Regions from separate parts of the Homo sapiens genome. Here region 1 is linked to region 2. A link is an interaction called in ENCODE POLR2A ChIA-PET data of the cell type or tissue named here. Cell type or tissue: PC-9. All regions are shown on one strand. Each heading gives the region's core, and the rest is flanking DNA. Links, peaks and the distances in the headings are about the cores only. Region 1 overlaps FAM20B (FAM20B glycosaminoglycan xylosylkinase). Region 2 overlaps RALGPS2 (Ral GEF with PH domain and SH3 binding motif 2).

Region 1 (4,403 bases), core at 206-4,205, 140 kb before region 2:
ACTTTGGTAATTATTGGTTTGACTAAAACTCTGAAGGTTTGGTGAGTATAGGAGGTAAGACTTGAATTTGAATTTTTTGTAGACTGTCTGCAAAGACAGACACTAACAATTTATCCTATCAAGAGGTGGAGTCAGGGCCAAACATGCTGGTTTACACCTGTAATCCTAACACTTTGGGAGGCTGAGGCAGAAGGACTGCCTGAGCCCAGGAATTCGAGACCAGCCTGGGTAACACAGTGAGACCCTGTCTCCATTATTAAAAAAAAAGAGAGAGAGAGAGAGAGAAAGAGGTGGAGTCTGTTTTTCCTCCCCTTGAATCTGGGCTGGCTTTGTAACTTGTTTTGACAATAGAATGTTGTGGAAATGACTGTGTGCCAGTTCTGGGCCCTGGTCTTAAGAGACCTGGCAGCTTCCACTTTCACGGGATCTAGCTACCATGTAAAGAAGCTCAAGCTAAGACTACCAAATGCCAAGTGATCTATATGGAGAGAGGTCCAGCCAACCCTTGGCTATCCTGGTCACCCCAGGTGAAGTGCCAGACATGAAGATGACACTTTCAAGGACATTCCAGTCCCAGTTGTGGTCTGGCAGAATGTAGTCACTGTTGTGACCCCAGCCTATACCATTTGAGCAGGAACACGTGAGACCAGATGACCTATATAATTATAAGAAATAACAGGCTGGGCGCAGTGGCTCACACCTGTAATCCCAGCACTTTGGGAGGTGAGATGGGCGGATCACCCAAGGTAGGGAGTTTGAGACCAGCCTGGCCAACATGGTGAAACCCCATCTCTACTAAAATACAAAAAATTAGCTGGGCATGGTGGCACATGCCTGTAGTCCCAGCTACTTGAGAGGCTGAGGCAGGAGAATCGCTTGAACCCAGGAGGCGGAGGTTGCAGTGAGCCGACATCACGCCACTACACTCCAGCCTGGTGACAGAGCAAGACTGTCTCAAAAGAAAAAAAGAAAAAGAAAAAGAAAGAAAGAAATAACAAATCATTGTCTTAACCCACTATTATTTTGAGGTAGTTTGTAAAACCCAACATTCTCACATCTGTTCTGCTCCTATCAACTCCTTTTGGGGATAGTAAAAATACCAGGGGAGAAGACATAGGGAAATAAATTACGTGACTAAAAACAATTATCTCAGGGAGGGAGTAATCACTAAATTAACCATTAAGTGCAAATAAAAATTGGTTTGATAAATTGTTAGGTCATATTTGTAAATTATTATTAATGGCTTCTAGGAGCAATACACTCATTATAAAAGTTACATGTCATTTATATTTTTCTGTTTTCATTGTATATATTTAGAAAGATACATAATTAACAAAGTCTCTTAAAGGTACCACAAGAAGAAATAGATTCTCAACTGGATCATTTACTAAAATCCACTTGCATACTTCAGAGCCCTACTTAGACTTATGCAGAGCAATCAAGGCTAACCTCACACATTCACACACTGACACATGTCCGGTTTATAAAGCCTAACTTTTGTACTTCAGCCAAAACATAAATAGCAAAAATCACATCTTTTAGTGCAAAAAAAGTTAGACACACACACGCTTTTACCGTGGGCTGTCTGGTATACTGCCCTTTTGATTTTTCACTAGCAGTGACAGTAGGGCACTGTGCATATTATTATTAACTGTTATGAGTTTACACCCCGTTCCCTAGAAATAAATGTCTCTACTGATGGTTAGTGGCAGTGATAAGTAAAATTAAGAGCATTCAGAAGTCTTTTAGTATTGTGTGACAGTCAAGATGTCCAGAAAGTCAAAACCTCCAATATTAAACAGCATTACATGTTTATTATCTCAGTAAATGCTGAGTACCCTGGGAAAACCAGCCCACTCCTGCTTTGCTGCCTGCCACAACAGCATGCTATTCTTCCTTTCATCTTCACATGAGGGTCTTCAACTAAAAATAAAAACTAATACTAAGTAATAGCATTAATCAGTATCTATAGATATTTTTTCTTCTTTTCTGTGCTAATTATCCACTTAAGAAATAGCTTCTTAATTCACCTTCTTATTTTAAATATAAGCTTTCTGTAGCAGAGGGGTTAAAAGCATGTCCTCTGGATTCAGAATGCCTAGGCCTGGATGCTTCCTTTACCACCTAATGTGGGTCTTGGGAAAGATATTTAACTTCTGACCTCTCTGGGTCTCAGTTTCTGCATATAAAAAAATGAAACAAGAATACTATTACCTAACTCACAGGGTTGTTAAAAATGAATGAGCCAGCTACTCGGGAGGCTGAGGCTGCAGTGAATCAAGATCATGCCACTGCATTCCAGCCTGGGTGACAGAGCAAGATCCTGTCTCAAAAAAAAAAAAAAAAAAAAAAAAAAGAATGAGACCTCTACATGTGTTGTGCTAAGATTAGTGCCTGGATGACCCACAGTAATCACTTGCTAGTCATTATCACCATATCAAAAACCCAGATGACCTCCAGAGAGGAGAAAAATGACAAAGAAAACCCTCATTGGAATCAATATACCATAATGTTGTCTTCTCAGTTACATAGTGAGGGGCCAAATCCACACATTGCATTACTAAGAGTTTAGTAGTAATTAGTAGTCTTGTATTTCTGAGCCAAATTCTTGCCTAAATTTGAGAGGTAGATAAGACTAGGCAAATAGATATCTTCAGAGTGAGTGTCATGCAAAGCAGAAGACTGGGAGGCTGTCACTAATTTGGCCAACCTGTTTCCCTTCTCTACAAAGTTCAATTCTACCACACTCAATGTAACTGAAACAGATGGGAAGCATGAACTTATCCCACTTCACAAAAAAAGGCTAAAATAGAATGCCTTTCACAACTGTTTTCAGTTTGGAAAATTAGTTCTGTGTTTTAAAGATGACAGCTTTTCATGTGCTAAAGCCCTTAAGATAAGCCTTAAGAGTAACTTAAGAGTACAGGTGTAGAAAATCTAATTCTTACATAATCCAAATTGGTCCAAGTGTCAGGTTTTCCTTACTGTTTTCACTTCCATTTAAACATTTATTTACATCTGTAAACTCAGAATCACTTATATGAAATTCTCTAACAAGTTCCCTCTGAAGGAAGGCAACTAAAACCATTACCAGGCATTAATGAAGCATTAAGGTAGTCTTTCTTGCTGGATGTGAAAGTAAAAATGAAATAGGCAATAACTGAATAATTTCAATAAGTGAACTGAAAAAAAATCAATCTCTGCAACCTGTCCCATTTAAACCTTGATTTAGGGCAACCCTCTTCCTTGAAAAATGAAAAAGAAAAAAACTTTAGCTCATACTGCTAGCGAGTTCTGTTCTAAAAAACCAACACACGCAGTAATCTTGACACTACGTGGAAATGAGTAACAATTTGCATTTTCCTTTAAATAAGCCAGGTATAATGACACTTCCCAAGTTCCAGGTATTTCACAGCACAACTGTCAGTACAGAACCACCATTTAAGGCTAGATTATAGAAGGTAATTCCTGTATAGTGTTGAAATACGGCATTACAAATATTATAACATTTTCCTTCAGCTTTTCATATGCTTTCCATCTTTAGTGTTCAATTCACTACAGTTCTTGGAAAACCACATAAACTTTATACAACAATAGACCTCGCATTTTTAGCCTTATGTTCTATGGTACGTCAAGCTGACAGCCCACACAGGAGATCACTCTCAGAAGCAGGAGAACCTCAAACAGATCTGTGCTGAAATTATGGCTAGGTGGCTCCAGGCATGATCCCTCTGTTATACTATGAACTCACACACACACAAACACACACACACACATTTTTTTTTTTTTTTGGCACATCTGTCTCTTCTAATATATTGTGTTTTTTGAGGATGGGATAGATTTTACTCACGCTTTGTACTTCCAAGTAACTTAGCACTGTGCAGGGCCTGTAAGAGGCATCTGATAAGTGTTTGTGGAATAAAAGGAGAGAAGGGCAAAGGAGAAAGACCTTTAGGGTTATAAGAATTTCTTCTAAACTGGCAACTCTCTGGTTTAAAGACTGCCTCTTTCAGAGACAGGGGGAAATAAGTCCTACAATGAATTCAAGTATACAGTATATAAAAGATGCAGAAATAGCGAATATGTATACCAATTATATACACTCAATTTAAAGTTGCCACCTTCTGTATATCCTGCTTCCACCTTTCAAGGCCACTGCTATTGCCAACCTGGTTCCTAGTATCGGCTGGGATTAAGAGTAAAGACAATTTGGAAATGCTAAAAGGAAGAAAGGAGGTTGTCTAACACACTGCCCAAGGATGATACAAGACAGGGCTGAAATCAGATCTTCAAGTATTATTGGCAGTGCTTTCTGAAACAAGAACCCACACGAGTAAGTACTTCCATATTATTTTGTTTTTTTTTTTACAGAAAACTACAGGAACATAAATGCACCTATACAG
Region 2 (4,403 bases), core at 115-4,114:
CACATGATTTAACAGAAATCTATATGGCACATATAATAACATTTTATGTTAAGAAAACATGGTGAAACAAATGTGTACAATATTTTCCCTCTTATCTGTGGTTTCAGTTACCCACAGGCAACCATAGTCTAAAAATATTTATTGGAAAATTTGAGAAATAAACAATTCACAGGTTTTAAAATCATGTGTTGTTCTGAGTAACATGATAAAATCTCACACAGTTCTGCTCTGTGCTTCTGTGGACATAATCTTCCCTTTCTTTGTCCAGCGTCTCCACACTATATGTGCTACCCTTGTGTCCCACTCCCCACTGCTTCCTTAAGTGAAAAGAAAACTTCTTGGATTAAGGAAAGAAAAATTAGACGCTAAGGTTGCTAAGATCCATGGTAAGAACAAATTTTGTATCTGTGAAATTGTGAAGAAGGAAAAAGAAATTCATGCTAGTTTTGCTATAGCATCGCAAACTGCAAAAGTTACGGTTACTGTGTGGGCTTAAGTGCTTAGTTAAGATAGAAAAGGTATTATATTTGTGAATGGAAGACATGAACAGAAACATGTTCCAAATGATGGTAATTTGGTTTGGTACTATCTGAGGTTTCAGTCATCCCCGGGGGATCTTGGAATGGATGACCCAAGGATAAGAGGGGAGGACCTTATTTAATATTATTTCAAGTCTACTATAATCAGGTTTTATTTTAATTGTTTTAGTACTTTTACAGAGTCTTATAAATTTGCATATTTTTAGAGGTGTATTAAAATATAATATGATGAAATCTTACTGTAGGCTTTTTGCCTTCTTTTAACAAAGTTTTTCTCCTGAGAACACCTTGAATAGTAACAGCTCCTGGATATAAATGTACTGCCAAATCTTCTGATTCTGCAGAACTATAATAACGAAGAAAAGAACACATAAGAGCTTTTGTCTACAATAGTCATCAAGTAGGTACTTAAATAAAATGTAATTATTCTTAATTTTAAAAGTTTGTTACTTTATTCAGAGCTGAGAAGACACTGACAATTCTAAAGGTTTATTAATCTTGAAATTTATAAGCTGTACAAAAAGTTGATTAGAAAGTTATTAAAGTCAGCAGATGGTTAAAAAACACACTTTATTACATATTTGAACAGTATAATTTAGAAAGAATGCAGTAATTCACTTTAGTAAATATTAAATTAAAAATTTAAGATTTGTTTTCTTCTTCTTAACATGCCACACTGCATCACTGTTGCAACCTTATTTTCCACATAGAAACTTTAAGTCCTGGTAGGAAAAATGAGGATTCTATTTGTTAAAAGTATTTAAGTATATATAAAACTGAAAATAAAAATACAAGCTCAAAAAAAAAAAAAGAAAACATGCTTAATTTAATTCTAAAATAGCAGAAAGAAGTAATAAAGTCAATAATAATATATTTTAAAAACTAGCTTTCTGCAATACATTTTAATAACATTTAAATGGTGTCAATGGATAAGTGATTATGGCCTAATAGCTCTCCACGAAAGGAAAAAACCCAAAACTCAAGATTTCCTTTTCATGTATCTTTTAAAAAAAAAAAAATCACAAAATAACCAACACTTTAATATCTTTCCCTAATTGATTTAAGGTCCTATGTTTAATACAATAATTAATGATTTCTACATGAGCCAATAAAACATACATGCTGACAAAAATGTCACTGGTGACTTGACATGAGCTGCAGAATTCCTATAAGAGCAATGAAAACTAAAGTTTGCCAGTTTATTCCTTTGTGATTATTTAGGTGTCTTCAGAGTGACTTAAGAACCTATAAACCAGTAGAAATTTCATGCTAGAGCTATTTATATTCAGGGAGGTACATGCACGGAGATTAGACACCATCAAACTGACGTAAAGTTTGCTTCTGAAGTTTGGTATTTTGTTGTATTATGAACTGATTACCCATCACCACTAAACCCCACGTTCCCAATCAATACACCACCCTTATCTGCCTCCACAGCTAATAACAGTCCAAAAGAGACCTGGTTTAACCAGACAAACAACTGAATGAATATGAATTTAAATATACAAATGATTATTTTATGAAATAGACTCGTCTACATTCAGGACCTGTAGTTTATCTGAAAAACTTTTTAAAAAGACAAATCAAATATAAATTTATTAGCAAAGAAAATGCTTTGATTACAACTTATGAATAAAGAAGCAGATTTTTATATTGTTCATTCAAAAACTATCAGCATTAGAAAGACTGGTGCAGTTTAAAGGCTACCAACTTGGAAGCATTTTAAAATATGTAACATTAAGATGCAAGTTTTAGCAATTAGCTCTGTGGATCAGAAAGAATAGTTGAAATTTATCTTCATATTAGATCTTGGAAAGAAAGTTTTTCTAGGTAATTTGTTTAGTTTTTAAATCAATTAGTTGAGAAAGAAAAGAAATAACGTCAGACCACACCCATGTAAGCCAATCACCAACACCATAAGGGAGTTCTGTGACCCCTGAATGCAGGGGAATTGTACCTGCTGGCCTTCATGTGACTTCGATAGCCATTTCGTGCCACTCTTGTCACCGGGCCGAGAGAATGGTATAATCTGTTCCTGTTGGATTCCATTATAAATTGTATATATTACATATACTTTTATTCACACAGTCATTATCAATACCTAGAACAGTATAATAGTTTCTTCTTGTAATATAGCTTTCTAAATCTTACAAAAGGATAGTATGTGATTGTTCCTCTTTCTTTTTTAAAGCATGCAGCATAGATTTCAAAAAATTTTTTCTTCTACTATTGACTCTAGAAATACTTAGAGGTATTTAGTACACACCATATATTTACATATACATTCACTTTCACAAATCTGCTAAAAGAATTAAAGAGCTATTTATAGCCAAATAATAAAAAAAAAACCTCAAAAATACTTCAAAAATTCTTACGTTTCTATACCACTTCTTGGATTCTAGTTTAAATATGATGCCCGGATTTATATAAGTAATTCATTTTTATTATATGTCCCTATGAAGACACCTAAAAGCAATGTGGCTTGTAAACTCATGAGGAAAACTTTATTTTCCTCTTTATCCTTTATAGTAAATAAAAGAAATGAACTGAGTAATATAGGCGTTATATTATTTCTACATTAACTGACAAAGCCAATAAATGATAAAAATGATGAGTTAATACTTATCCAAAATGGCACATAATAGTTAAAAACAAAAAAAATAAAAACAGACACATAAAAATACTGATACTTCTTTGCCTAGGAAAACCCGAAAGCACTGTTGATAAATGATGTTTTAAAGGAAAAGCATTATTTTAGCAACTTAAACAATGTATTTGATGTCTGTCTAGAAAAAAAGACAACAATGTATTTGATTTCTGTCTAGAAAATAAGACAATGTATTTGATGTCTGTCTAGAAAATAAGAACAGAAAATGGTATGTCAACATTCAGAGTACATTTTTCAAGTTCACTATCCATGAGTAGTACTTTATATCCTAGTTCTTTATTCACTTTCTATTATTTCATGTCTGAATCTTGCTGGGCAGCATTCATTTCACTGTTCTCAAAATGTTCTAAGAGCCCACTATTTTAAACTTGGCATAAGAAAAGTAGCTTTTTTTAGCCACACATGTCTGCAAAGCAAAACACCTGTTATAAAGCAAAAAAATTGTTTTGAGACGTGAAGGTAACATCATTAAATACTGTCTTCATAAGTAACCTGCTGGGATGAGAACAGATTATTTAACACACCACCATTCTGGTTAGTCATAAGTCAAGCAATCTAAAAAACAATTTGGTTAATCAATATTTTTTAAATATAAAGATTACAGTACACTCTATAATCAACTTCTCATGGTTTTACGTTCTTTCTAGAGGGAAAGACAATTTGAACAAATTCAGACAACATGTCAAAGGCAATTCTTGTGTTTTTCACATTTCAGGCAAACCCAAATGAACAGATCAGAAGTAAAGGTTGCAAGAAAAATAATGCAAAAATAAATAAAAATAATTTGTTTTTACTTATTATTATCCCGCAAAACAAAGAGAACAAAAGTTGGGAACACTGATAATTAGAGTAGAAAGGATCAAAAGTACTTTGCAATGTAGAACTTATAAACAAAATCTTAATCACATAATAGTGAGAAATCTTTATGAAGTCACATAAAAAATAAGGATCTATTTTTCCAATTAAACAGCATGAAATTTATGATTTCAAATAAAATTTAATTTAAAATTGTTTTATAAATTGTGACTGATAAGGAGTTATGCAATTACACATTTTCAACTTCAGTATTAATATGACATTTAACATTCAATCTAAATGACCCGCTTGAGTAATGAATATAGGCATTTTCAGAAATTTAGTTACTTAGTTCATATACAAAAAAGGGAGCAATTGTTTTGGTCAAAAGCCAAATACCT

Evidence for each region. Peaks named below come from ENCODE experiments on the same cell type or tissue, not always from the same donor. Only the 100,000 strongest peaks of a DNase experiment are listed, where the experiment ranks them.
Region 1: POLR2A ChIA-PET joins it to region 2 with 32 read pairs; 2 of 35 experiments call an interaction of 5 or more read pairs at or near these places.

What each region holds. Positions count from the first base shown.
Region 1 is chr1:179,030,267-179,034,669 of GRCh38, reverse strand. All of the region lies in intron 1 of FAM20B (FAM20B glycosaminoglycan xylosylkinase), which reads right to left. Among named protein-coding and RNA genes, the nearest start is that of FAM20B, 6.6 kb to the right of the region's middle. In PC-9, for the core only: no CTCF peak of the experiment used is centred there; a DNase peak (open chromatin) is centred at 2,209; H3K27ac peaks cover 3,315 bases.
Region 2 is chr1:178,890,401-178,894,803 of GRCh38, reverse strand. RALGPS2 (Ral GEF with PH domain and SH3 binding motif 2) reads right to left here. Exons shown (of 20, transcript NM_152663.5): 15 at 2,497-2,574; 16 at 780-885. Among named protein-coding and RNA genes, the nearest start is that of ANGPTL1, 22 kb to the right of the region's middle. In PC-9, for the core only: no CTCF peak of the experiment used is centred there; no DNase peak of the experiment used is centred there.